Linked DNA regions of Homo sapiens: region 1 is linked to region 2. The links are chromatin contacts, found by Hi-C or POLR2A ChIA-PET in ENCODE. All regions are on one chromosome and are shown on one strand. Each heading gives the region's core, a stretch centred on a gene start or an enhancer-like site at or near the end of the contact. The rest is flanking DNA. Distances are from core to core; before and after follow the strand shown.

Region 1 (7,166 bases), core at 3,738-6,237, 220 kb after region 2:
TTCTAGCTTTTCAGGTAAACACCCTAGTTTGATAATGCAAAGCTATTTTTCCTTTAAGTTGATTTTTACTTTGTGTGTTTATTCCATTCTTAGTTTTGATGGATCACATAAAATGTAGCATACTGTCAAGAATTCAAAAGGATGTGTTTTCTGTCGATTCACAGCTAGGGCAGACTTGGTTGAAATGTGAGCTCCTTCATTTGACCTTCATGTAACCCTGACCTGGGAGGACAGCATATCTCTAGGGGTAGAAGATAATTTAATTTCCATGTATGTCAAGTCCTTCATTTCTTCTGTGTGGAGGCTGCAGAGAAGTGTCAAATTCTGCAGAATCAGGTGTTCTGTGTTGGAGATGAGGAATACATTCTCCAGGGGTTAGAGTTGAGACCACCAAGTAGACTTCATTTTAAGGCCTTAGGGGAACCCTGAAACCATAGATTGTGAAGATGGAAAATATTTCTTTACCCGCAAAACTATTCATCTTCCATTTCACTTTTAATATGTGTGCTCATGATAGTATCAACAAAGAAAGTTCCAAAGGTCACACTTACAACATCTAAGTTTATTATTTTATATTTTTCCAGCTGAAAACAATGGCTAAGAATTCCAGCGTGGTCAAACAGTGAAGTTTAACTATCTAACATATTCCCTGTGTTTTTCATCCCCAAAGAATTGTAGCACACTACTCATAAAGGTTAAATGTAGGAAACTCTGAAATATCTACAAGATAAGGCTAATTCCATTTCGCTACTTGAATTTCCTTTTTGTCCCATATATCTCTGGTTTATGGAATAGTTTATTATCCTGTAGAGCAATGAAAATTTCTAGAAGGACCAAAGTTAGTGACTTAACATGATTTAACACATCTGATTATGAAATTATAGTTATGCAAGTTCAGTGTAGGGTGATCTCATCTCCGTTTCATACTGCTAGCCTCTCTGTGGAACTCCAAGGTCATTATCCTACTGTAAGAAGTTCTCCATTCTTTTAAGTGAATTGTAGTAGCAAAGAAGGAAATGGTTTTAGAATGATCATTGGATGAGTCATGAGTAAGGAAGATACAAAGGGTAACTCCAGCTGAGAGGTACTTCGTAAAGTTTCTACTGGGTTGGCCATGGTAAACTCCTTCCACATTAAATTTAAAAAAAAATCTAATGAGTAACAGATTACTTGACTGTGATATCACTTGACAACAATTGTTACTTGACTGTGAAAATATCTTAGGTATTTAAATAACAAATGAAAATACTGAGGATTTTTTTTATTTCATGGGTAATATTTCATAGCATTTTACTTAGTCTCAGTTCCTAGCTGTGCTTCAGTTTGGTTTTGACTACAATTTTTGTGTGTTGTGAGGTGAAGAGAAAACTGAGAAAATGGGGAGGAGAAATAGTTGTTAAATCTCATTAATGAAAATAGGTCAAATGCTGTAAGAAACAACACCTAAATCCAAGAAGCTTAACACAATAAAAGTCTGCTTTTTGCTTTCATAGAAGTTCAATGTGGGTCAGGGGGACAGAAACTGCTCCTTGCAGTCACTCAGGGACCTAAGCTGTTCCCTGCTGTGGCTCTACATCTCTCATATATGGCAAGAAGTTTGCTTGATCTCATGAATTTGCAGTTAAAAGAGAAAGCTTCAAGAAGACACACTTGTCTTAACTACCTCTGTGCAAAAGTGAAATAAAAACCAAAGCAAAAACACCAGAAATCTACAAAATGTAGTATATCTTTGTATCTAGAAAGTGGAAAGTAATGTGTGAGCATATAGCCAATCTGTGTCACAGCTGGCAGGTAGGATGGAAAGTAAAGTAGGTTGAAAAGGGTCTTGTGAATGGGGTGGGGTGGATGGATGCTGGGGAGGTCAATGGAAAATATTGCATGTGTTCTATTTCCCTCCAAAATGATGGCAATTTATAAGTTTTATCTCTGTGAGCTTTTGCAATTTTGGAGGGAGGGGCAGCATTTTTGTGGTAATCCTTTCAAATTGTGGCAAGTATTTTCTCTTCAGATTTATGTAAACTAGTTCTGTGGTTTCCTTCTGAAAGTTCATGAAGACTCTGCCATCTGTTTGGTAAACTTATCCTTTCAAATATCCATAAGGTACTGACTTCTAAGACCAAGATCTGGGCATGGATGAAAACCAAGCCATTTGATGCATGTAATGGGTTGATGTAGTTAGAAGTAAGATATTCTTGTGCCATAATATTCTTCTGAATATGACAAATGTACATGTTATGTACATGGACCTTCAATGGAGGTCCTTCCAGGAAAGAGCCCTTGAGAGAGACAAAGATGTTTACTAAGGACTTAAACTAAAAATGGCAACATTTACAGTCCAGAAGGGGCTTAATCCTGACCTGACTCTTTCCAAGGATTCTGAAGTTAAAATGAATGGAAAATGTTAAAATATATTTTTATTCCAAATTGAAAATACTAGCTTTCCCTTCTCTTCATAGAAGTTATCCTCCTTATGAACCTTAAACTTGAAATTACAGGAATTGTTTTCTCAGCATTACATGATTTTATACACTTACAGAAAATTCTTAGTGACACTCACCTAAGTGCCACTGGAGAGATGTTTTAAATATTTGCTCTTTGCTTGCCAGAGATTATCAGCATTTGACTCTCAAACGTTGCATGTGAATATTGTGAATAAGAATATTTGAATTATTCCTTTGTAAGGAATTAGGGACATTAGGATCTGTTTAGAGACACCAGAATGTTCACTTGTTTTAATTGCAGTTAAACATAAGGCTAAATGTCCTGAAGTTGTTGGTGCTCTAGGAAAAGTCATCTTCAGTACAAACTCTTATGATTTAGAAAACTAATCTGATTATTATTTTTTCATAATCAACATGCGGTTTAGCAAGCAACTGTGTGTCTTCATGTGGTCTCTGGAACATATTTTTGGTTTACTTTTGCTTTTTGGATATAACTTTACATTTAAACATGTTGATAGTAAATCAGTATTGAATATTATTTTTAAAACACTTTTTAAAAAGTATTGCTTTTTAGCCATTGTATCCTGAGAACCACATATGTTACCATCTGATGGAAAATGTATTCCCAGTGGTGCATTGCAAAAATACAAGACCAGTTTTTTTTAAAGCAATTAATAAAAAAAAATCAGAGCAGACTGATGGTTATCTCTATAATATAGTCATTTCACCTACTAGAATTGTGTAATATTCACTTAGTGGGTGAGAAAGCAATGAAATTAAACTTGGCCTGGAGGAAAGAGCACATAATTCAGATACTGGTTGGTACATCTTTTATAGTTATGCAAACGTTTTGCATTCTTAAGGGAGTGACAATTACTGATCTGATTGTTAAAACTTAGCATATAAACTTTAGTAGTGATAATTGTGTTATGGCATTATCTACTTTACCTCTTCACATATTTTTTTTCCCTACTTTTATTGGAATCTGTGAATAAGTGACTAATGTTAACATTATCCATCATCTTTGTTATTTTAGAAAACAGATCTGGGCATGCTGTTGTAAAATATGTATTAGATGTCCAGGAATGTGACTTCAAAAAATGGAGCTGAACTTTTAATGAGTAACACTAATGTGTTTTCTCAATTTACCTTTAAATTGCATTCTTTAATAGAAATGTTTAGGCCAGGCTCAGTGGCTCAGTAATCCCAGCACTTTGGGAGGCCAAGGCAGGTGGATCATGAGGTCAGCAGCTCGAGACCAGCCTGGCATGGTGGAAAACCCTCTCTCCTAAAAGTATAAAAATTAGCCAGGCATGGTGGCACGTGCCTGTAGTCCCAGCTACTCAGGAGGCTGAGGCAGAAGAATCACTTGAACCTGGGAGGTGGAGGTTGCAGTGAGCTGAGCTTGCCCTACTGTACTCCAGCCTGGGTGACAGAGTGATGCTCCATCTCAAAAAAAAAAAAAAAATTATATCCATGTTATTCTATATTTTTATTGTCTTTTTTTGTTATTATTGTTGGTAGTAAACAAAAAGATTTAGACTAATGTGGAAACTCAACCAAAGGAAGTATAATAGAAATTTTTGTCAAAACACTTATCTTTAAAAGTTAATATTCTCTTTCCTTTTAAAACAATTCTTAGAGATCTACATCTACATATATTTCCCCTTTTGGAAAGTTATATAATAGTTGAACAAATGAAAAATGTTTGTATTTAAAGTAAAATGCAAAAACTTAAAGCAAAAGACAGTCAAAGTACTTATTTATCTTTAGCCTATTTTTAAAGTCCCAATTTGATTATGTAAAAGCATAATGTTTATAATAGCAACATTTCATAATAAAGTTAAAAATATTATTCGGGAATACTTATTCTGAAAATCCAGAAACTAAAAATAACTAGAAATGTTTTTTAAAAAATAGTTTTGAAAAGTGTCATTGTTTGAGTCCACTCCCCAAATATTAATAATTTAGTTATACAAATAAACAGATTTTTATTTCTAGGATTTTTATATTTTATTTTAACAATCCTTCAAAATTACCACAATTTTATAACTTCTTGAAATATATCCATATTGAATATAAAATAGAAAACTGCTTAATTGCTGGGTTGATGCATGGTGTACAGATAAACAGTTGCCCCTCATCCCCGCCATTACATCTTCTACATGGATTGAAGTCTCCCACTCAACAGGGCAAAGGGTCATATAATATTTAACTATAATTAAATATATCTATTTAAATAATATTTTGATGAAAATGTTTCTATCATTTTCAGCCATGATCAAGCAAAGTACGATACCCAGAGGGGAAAAAAGTGCCAAGGAACATTGGGTTATGAAAACTTTGTAAACTTCCTAGCAACCATTCTGGTTCTTACTATTGTTGTTTGGAACAATAAAGAATGTGCTGCCAAAAACCATGTTCTAAATAGCAAAATGGAGCTTTGATTTACACAGTGTAACTTATTTAGTTTCACATGTTGTGTTTTGGTTTGCCTCCCGACATTCTTCTGGCAGAGGTAATGTTTTATTCCAGTGTTTCAGGCTTTCTCTATGAGGCAGATATCCTTGTAAAAGCTGTGTGACTCATTCTCTTTTGTGAAAAGCACTCATCATCAAATCCTGTGAAGTGTTCATCCAAACACTTACAATTTTACAACCACCATCTAGAGGACCAGAAGTGCAAGTTAATACAATACAGTGATTTTACTGGCCTCTTAACAGGCTTTGGGATAGAGTAACTGTTTTCCATTATTTTGAGTATGGAAATGCATAGCCTTTTGCCTCTGTGAAGTTGATTAAACTTAAATTCCCTACAGGTACCCAGAAAGTCATTGTGTCATCTAAAGCAAGCCTGCCTAAGTAAAGTACTATATTATCAAAAATTACAAGAAAATGTAATGTGTTCCTTTGACCTATGTACTTGAGGTATTTTCTTATTCTTTTATTGAATCATTCTTAATTATAGGGGTCATCCTCTAGGTTTTCCTTAAAATGCATTTGTTATATTCAGATGATTTGCAGGTGTCTGCATGCATTGTTTTTTACAATAGAAAGTGAATAAGCTTAAATTTAAACATGGTCAGAGCTTCTTGGTACAGGTACTGTAAAATGCTAGAGCAAGGGATTTTGAAATTTATGGAGTTGCTGATTTGGGTACACAGTGAGGGTGATATTGATGGCAGTGCTGCAGAATTGATGAAAGATAGGAGAAGGAATTCTCCAAGTAAGAGTTGAGGTACAATCTCACATGAAACTAAAGAAACAGTATTTTGACCTAGTTTCTTGCTAGTCCTTTACCTTGAAAGACAAGCTTTGTAAATGAGACTCAAATTAGACTAACTACTGCTTCTCCTGGAATTTTACTTCCTTTGAAAACTGAACAATTTCCTATACCCCAACATAGCTGTTCTATATCTTATTCTCTGGTAAGCTCTTACCCAGTTTGATTTAGGCCAGATGAATTCTTTTCTTAACCAGAGCTTTCCAAACTTTAACCGAATCAGATGCTTGCTATAATTCAGTGCTATGAAATCTTCAAATTATATGCCACAGCATCAAGAATAGGGTGATCGTCTTGCCCCAGAAATATAATTCCTCTAGTACCAAAATGTAGAACTTACAAAAACAGAAATAAGCTGCTGATTCTGAGTATTTTTTATATTTTAAAAATATTAAATTTTGGCCTCTGGTGTGTCTGTTGAAGTGCCATTGAAATAAAATGAAGGCACATGTCTTTGCCAAGCAGGGTTTGGCATCTTTCTTCTGAAAACATTTAAAAGCACTTGGTTCTCATTGTATATATTCTGTTACATGCATATTTTCCATTATGTTTTGTAAAAGAATTTTTAAACTCTTGAATCATTTAATCAGACAGTGCAAAAGTATTTCTCAGCAACCACCACATGAACTAAGCACTTGTGTGTACATGTTGAAGAACAGACATGGTTCCTGCTTTCCAGAACCTTGTAGTTTAAAGAACCTTGGAGATTTAAAACCTAAACCCAAACCCAAACCAAAATGCGAGAGAGATATCACCCATCCTCTTTCTGTCTGTTCATCTATTTATCCATTTATATATTGATAGATTGAAAGAACAAAAGCCAGAGGTGGGGTTGGGGAGTGGGGAGAGAGAGAGGAGAGAGAGGAGAGAGAGGAGAGAGAGAGAGAGAGAGAGAGAGAGAGAGAGACAGAAGAAAGAAGAAAGAGGGAGAACTACAATTTAATTGCACAAATATTTAGAGGGTTCAAAGATGATGTTGGAAGGCTGGAGCTCGTAATTGATGCATACACATCTATGCTGATTATAGAATAGATTTATAAATAGCTTTTGGACATTTCTTTCTAAAGAAACCAATGATCAGTTTCCTAAGAATTTCTGCCTCTTGCAATTTTTTGGCATCTAGAGCTGATTCTGTTTAAAATGAGGCACTTGTGACACTTTGAATGCACTCTGGTTCTGAACAGGATCTTGAGCCTGTCTTGAGTCTCCTACCTTGAGCTGCCACCTCACTTTGTCATACTCTGTCATCTACCTTCTTCCTAGTGAATGATTTATTTTGAAGTTTTTGTTTTAATTTTCTTCTCTCACTTTAGCTTTAGATTGATAGTCTTCCTCTCTTGACATCTGTTTTGCCTCACTGAGAAGGCTGTCCAAATGTAGCACGTTACCGTGTTTCTTTATTATCTTTATAGAACAACGGGGTGTAGATGTGTGACCATAATT
Region 2 (6,349 bases), core at 3,385-5,884:
AGGGATCATTTGGGGAAAATGTTTCCATCGTCACAGCCAGTAGAATATAACTCCTCTGCAAAATATTAGAGTACAAATTGGGGAAGATATTTAAAGAGACAACCGGGAGGCATGGGAAAGAAGAAGCTACTTCTCTGACTCTGGCTTGGTAGGCTCCTTCTACAGTACTAGTCAGTGCCCCTGAAAAGGGGTAAAAGAAAGAAGGCAGATACTCCATACTCCATTTTGCATCAGCCAGGAAGAAAAAGAAATCCATAGTGTGCCTGAAACCTGAGGACCTAACAGCTTCTTGCTCCTTCCTAACAGCTGCTGGTCCTGTTGAATATTCAGACACTCTGCAACAGCTTCCAATCTGTGAGCACATACAGATGGCTGCCACCAGTATCTGAGGCACCTTCAGGAAGATCACAAACAGCCAGCCTGTGCTTAAGTGACCATCAACCAAAGACCGTAGCAGAACCCTGGAATAGGTCTGCAGTGCTCCCAGGGATCATAGGCCACTCAAGATTATTAAACCTTGGCTGCTGATTTTCTTGGGAGACGGAAGTTATTTATTTCAGAAAGAAATATTTGGGATCTGAGCTTTGCCCTAGCTCATCTCCTTGCTGCCTTCAGTTCCTGAATTGCATACTGATTTGGAAGGCATCTGTAAGAGAAGACTATATGCCAAATATTGTTTTAAACGACCAAAGACATGTATGAATTGAGTTCACATATATAAAAAAGACTCACAGATGACATTATTGTCCCATATGCTAAAACTATTAAAACCTATTTTCAAAATGTATGATATTTAAAATAACCTTTTGGGCTCAGCATAGGTTCATGGTAGGGAAATATTGAGACGTATGGAAAGAGTCAGGGTAGCTTTTGAAAAAGAGTTGTTTATGTGTTTACTGCATTTACTGAATTATATCCATCTATAGCCTCATCTAAATGTTTACTTAATAATAGCTTTAAATGAATTTTTAAGAACTGTCTAAAGATTATACTGGTGTCATGGATGCAGGCTTCCCACCACTTGATTTCTACCAGAAACATTGCTTGAAATACAGGCTTTCATAATTTGGAGGAGGCTTGTGGGCTTTCTTAGATCCCATACTGTTTCTTAATTGCAATCATCTTCTATTCTTCCTTACTTTTGTATAGCAGGTCCTTGGTTTTTCAGGAGTTACATGATGAGCATTTTTTATGCTCCTGTCACCCTGATTTTTCTGCTAGTTTCTTGTGATTATACATATGGCTGGGTTTTTTTTTTTCATTTTTAGAAACATGCACAGTTACTGAAAAACAATGCGTGTATCTGTCACGTAGAAGTATCTTTTCTAGTTAAAGGAAAAAATCTTCATTAAAACCAAGTAACTATCTTTCTGGGCTGTAACAGGGCCTATGTCAGTATGAGCTGAGACTGAACCAAAAGAAGGGTAGCATTTTTACAAGTTCTTCTTGAACAGAAAAGATCTGTTCACCATTCAGTATAAAGTTTAACTGTGGAGCTTCTAATAGACCTGGTGTCTCTGAGCTCAGTGACTCATTGAGGCTCTTGAGTAATACTAGTGAAGTCCAGCAGCTAAATTTAGATTGACTCAGACTGAAGAATCAACAGATTGAATAGAATAGAGCAGCTCAATGAATAGTTTCCAGGAATTGTTAGGAATAGTTTCCAGGAATTGTTAGTAATAGTCTATACAGGGCTGTGTGGACTATTGTTAGTAATAGTCTACACAGGGCTGTGTGGACTATTGTTAGTAATAGTCCACACATCATATGCACACACACACATGTACACACACGTACACACACACACACACACACAAACTCCCAACTCCCTCCATCTCCTAGCTGTGGTCATGTCCAGGCCTCTTATCCAGCTCCTCTCCTTATTCACAGTTGAAGACTGTGAATAAGCCTCCAACTTAGTGACCTATAATGAATGAACAAGCAAACAAATTGGAATAGACCACCAGGGAAAGGTGGCATGTGTTATTTATGCTCAACCTGAGGTCCCTATGGTCTTCTTTTGGCTAGAATGGAGCAGTCACTTATGCTACAACTGATAAGGCAAGCAAAGAATCTGAAGTTCTGAATTGTTTCCCTATGAATAATGCATAACTCTCCCTTGAATGCTCACTATGACTTAAGTCTTATGAAACCCCCTCTTTTTCATTATACTACTTTGGCACTTAATGCATTGTCTTTTTCTGGTTTGCTTATCTAATTTTCCTCTTCTAGACTGTAAACTTTCTGAAGGAAGGGCTCATGTCTCATTTACCAGTAATTAAGCACTGTTTAGATGCTCAATAGAGTGTTCAATGACCAAGTCAGTGAATGAGCACCCATTTCCTGGTGAACTATAAGAGATTGTCCCTTTGATGCTGAATGGATGCAAGTCAGTGTTTAAGTTCAACGGTTCTACGACCTGACTGTTTTTGAGAAATACATGGAAAATTATGAAAATACAGATATGCAGGCTCCACTCCTGAGATTCTGTTTCAGTACGTTTTGGATCAATCTTCTTTAACAAACAGCCCAGTTGATTCTGATGCAGACAGTCCAGGGACAACATGTTACAAACTTATTTGGGTTTTTTGTTCTAGGAGTTTGAGGCTTGGTTAACCTCTGAAGTTTAATATCTCAATTTTTTTTTCCTACAAACCAGTTGTAAAATGACTGATTGGGTTCCTCTGAAGGAGGTCATAAAAATGACTTGGGAAAATCAAATAATTTTTACTGACAATTCCTAGGTGACCAACACTTAGTTGTATAAATTATTATGTACTATATTATTATATACTAATAGTATAATAATAATAATATTATTATTATTATTATTATACTATTAGGATAATGTCCTCCAAGAAGTAATAATGGCATTAGTGTAATTGCATCTTAGTATTACCTGGATCATCTGGACTGGGTCAGTTACTTCCTGCCCACAGAAAGGCACATCTGCTCTCTGAACCAGGAGTGCAAGGTGGAGACCCCCTTGCCCGAAGTGATGTGCCAGAGCCTCTTTGACTTCCTGTTTCACATACTTCTTGCTCAGCCTGCTGTGTGGATAACCTGGAGTGTCCAACACCTGGACCTGCAGGGCTACCTCTAGCCCACCTCGACGCATGAAGCTGTGGAGGTGACAACTGCGGCCCAGGCTACAACATGTGGTCACAGAACAGGGAGCAAAGCTGCTGTGAAAGTCTGTGCTTCCCAGCAGAATGTTTCCAGCAGAACTTTTTCCACTCTGAGTCATGCCAAAGAGGGCCAAGTTGATGATCATCTTGTTGGGGTCTGTCATGGCTGTAGGAAAACAAAGGCATAGCACGCATAATTAGGCTTCTACATTCCCCCAATGTAAGTTTTCTTACCTGGCCTGGTTGCACTCCAAGTACGATTTTAGATTTGTTTTCCCTTCATTCGTAGTGACTAAAGCATGGAGGAGGACTGCTCCACTAAAGTGGAGATCCCCCAGTGACAGAAGGGAATGTGGAATAATTGTAGTTTACAATGAGAAGGGAGAGAGAAGTCAAATACAGATAAGGAAGGATTTAGGAAACAGAAAAAATCCCAAATTACATGAAGATCATAAAAACCATGTTTAAGAGAAATATGTTAACTCATCAATGTGGTAGGTGAGTTGGTTTAGGAAAAGGTGTTGAAGTTCCTGAGCTCAGGGGCAAAGCTAGCAGTAGTATTTAAAAGTTATTCACTATTGGAGAAGTAAGAATAGAACAGTAGAAGAAACAACCCTTCTTGCTTTCTAACAACATCCCCCATCTTCCCACTTCCCGACCCACTGCCTGAATACACAAGTGGTATCTGCAAAAAATCATCCTTCCTGATTTCCTGAATGCTTCTTTCCTATGAAATATGAATAATGTTAAAGAAGACTTCTGTTTCTGCTTACCAAATTTTTTTTTTTACAACCAGGGAACATTGGTGAAAATACAAACTACTTGTAATTTCTGTTATAAAATAATTAATAAATCATCTCTATGTTCCATTAGTGTAAGTGTTGGCTCTTTAATAAAGAAAGTAAAGCCTAACATATTGGGCAGCTCAGTTAGAAGGGGGGAGAATCTTGGGAGAATCTATTCCATGTACAATACCTGTACAGTGGCCGATCCTTTGTACACTGCATGATCCCCCATAGCATTTTAAGGTCATTAATCATTTTCACTAGATTTATAAGCAGAGTTACTTGCCAATTGCTAAAACTGCCCACGCTACCAATTCAGAAATAAAGACATTTTAATATTGCATATTTATTATTTTTGCCTAGATCTTGTAACTTTATTACACAGTTTTAAGTACCGCAGGTCCTTCTTGTCCTTTAATGCCCCTCACTCCATTATACCCACACGCTAACGTGAACACCTTGAAGGAGCTTCATACCTCCATAAAAAGACACTCATTTTGCGGGTCCCTCCAGTTCACACCAGCTCTCCCAGCTCATTCAGTGGTGTCAACTGCAGTGAGATGCAGTCAATTTCTTTTTACTCCTAAATCAGGGTGTAATGTTTTTAGAAAATTAATTATTCAATCCCAATCCATTTGCTATATTTCGCTTACCTTTTCCAGTCTTGAAAATGCTTTCTCCACAAAGACGTCTCTCGCCCTGGCACAGTTGTTCTTTCATATGAACTTTCACCTTCTGATAGCGTTATTGTACCACTCTGGGACTGACACCGTATGTATTTTATTTAGTTAATTTATTGCCAGACAGCCTCTTTATAAATGATTAGTTGTCTTCCCCTAATCAGCACTGACTTTTTTATGACACTTGACAGACTTGTAATTTTAATAGGTACAGAAATATTCTATTTTTAGTATTTTTTTATTTTGTGCATTTCTTATAAGTAACAACTTATTTATAGCATAAGGAAATGCAATATGGGTATTAAACAGAAATTAGACATTCTTTAGCAATGATTACAATTTTTTCATGATCTACAATTAGATCATGACTTCACATCAGTATTTAGTTCATAATACTTTTCAAATTTTTAAAGATAATTCTTTTTGCTATATTCATATAATAAAAAGTATTATTTTATCCTAATTTATGAAACCACTGGAATGATTATATCAGCACATGTAGCTTTCATATCAATTAATGATAGTATATTTAAGGAAAGGAGTAAAATTAACTATAACTTGAAGTCAAATACATTTTTTCTTAAAAACTTGAGTTTTATTTTCTTACTGAAAACTCAAATTTTATTTTTTCTACTTCTTAGTGTATTACCCATACTGATCCAAAATACTTTCTTGGTGCTTTTAGTAGTATGGTTATAGTCTGATTCATCTTCTCTTGTATTTCTCAAAAAGTCGATGAAATATGTATTTCTGGGTGAAAGAAACTTGGAGACATCTGGAGTGCCTTATGACTTCACGGGCAGAGAGTTAAAAAGTCTTCTTCCTGTGTAGCTGTGACAAGGAAGGCATGAACTGCCTTCCTTCATCTGATAAACACATTGGGCTTCTTGAATGAAGTGGAAAGAATCTCCCCCAGGTGGCAGTAGCAGCCTGTTTCCTAAGAAGTGATTTTTGAGCCAGGATTTATTTTAATTTTTCTTCCTTAAACTGTAAACGGACATTCTTCAACCATCTACATAAACACATATTAATTGTGTTGGGGATTTTTTGAAGAAGAACAAAGCCAAACTTTCTTTCCTATGTTCCTTATAGAACACAGCAAGCATAAGCTCTTAGTTTTTCAACCACCCCCCTGCCCGACTTCAAAGTTACAGTTTAAATCATTTGCTGAATGCAACAGCTGACTGTTAAAAAATAAAGTTCAGAATTCACGAGCATGATTATAAGTTCCAGTAAAATTGAAATTTTTTTGATAATTTTTCATAAGTCTAACGCAGGTTTTAGATTTGAGTCAATTTAGAGGTCTTATAGCAGAATAATTTATTATTAGATGATGTTGAAAGATTGATTTTTTTGAATCAAGGTGAAAGAACAATCTGAAAAATTACATTTTCACCGACTTGGCTAAATATGATGTAGTAGGGATAAAAAATGTATTATCTTTTAACAGCTGGCTGCCAAATTTCTCTTAGGAAGGATACTGTCTGAGAAAATTGTTTAATTTAGCTACTTGAGGTAGAAAACGGGATCCTGAGAACAATAGCTAAACTCACAGAAAGTATTGTAACAGCCAATCTGCTGGCGAAGGGAAAAAGCCAAGAAAAGAGTAGAGAAGATCAGGGTATAAAAGGAGAGAGGGAGTGAGAGACATAAAATGAGGAAGTGAGAGAGAGATGCAGGGAGGGAAGGAAGGAACAGACAAGGAGAGAATGAAGAACTATGACATTATAGTAGGGCAGAAAGCTAGATCTCTCAG

Evidence for each region. Hi-C counts contacts between places; a loop is a spot of excess contacts on that map. ChIA-PET counts read pairs that join two places held with the same protein, here RNA polymerase II (POLR2A). Pooled maps may share reads with other maps.
Region 1: a map of mammary epithelial cell shows a loop between it and region 2 (4-fold over the local background). The contact joins the enhancer-like site here to the promoter of GIMD1 in region 2. A Hi-C loop is called at or near these places in 5 of 168 maps with a recorded cell type or tissue (Caco-2, aorta, ascending aorta and 2 more) and 5 of 50 pooled maps. POLR2A ChIA-PET finds 5 or more read pairs at or near these places in 1 of 52 experiments (BJ).

What each region holds. Positions count from the first base shown.
Region 1 is chr4:106,582,769-106,589,934 of GRCh38, forward strand. The region is part of intron 1 of LOC105377356 (a long non-coding RNA gene); the gene reads left to right. Among named protein-coding and RNA genes, the nearest start is that of LINC02173, 150 kb to the left of the region's middle. Within about 2 kb of position 4,988, at least 2 of the 41 ENCODE cell types and tissues checked have a DNase peak (open chromatin) inside an H3K27ac peak, as active enhancers do; they include endothelial cell of umbilical vein and mammary epithelial cell, where a contact is called at or near this core.
Region 2 is chr4:106,364,144-106,370,492 of GRCh38, forward strand. It overlaps GIMD1 (GIMAP family P-loop NTPase domain containing 1), which reads right to left and starts at 4,635. Exons shown (of 3, transcript NM_001195138.2): 1 at 4,567-4,635; 2 at 2,900-3,294. The coding sequence starts at 3,292. RefSeq lists an enhancer at 5,367-5,416.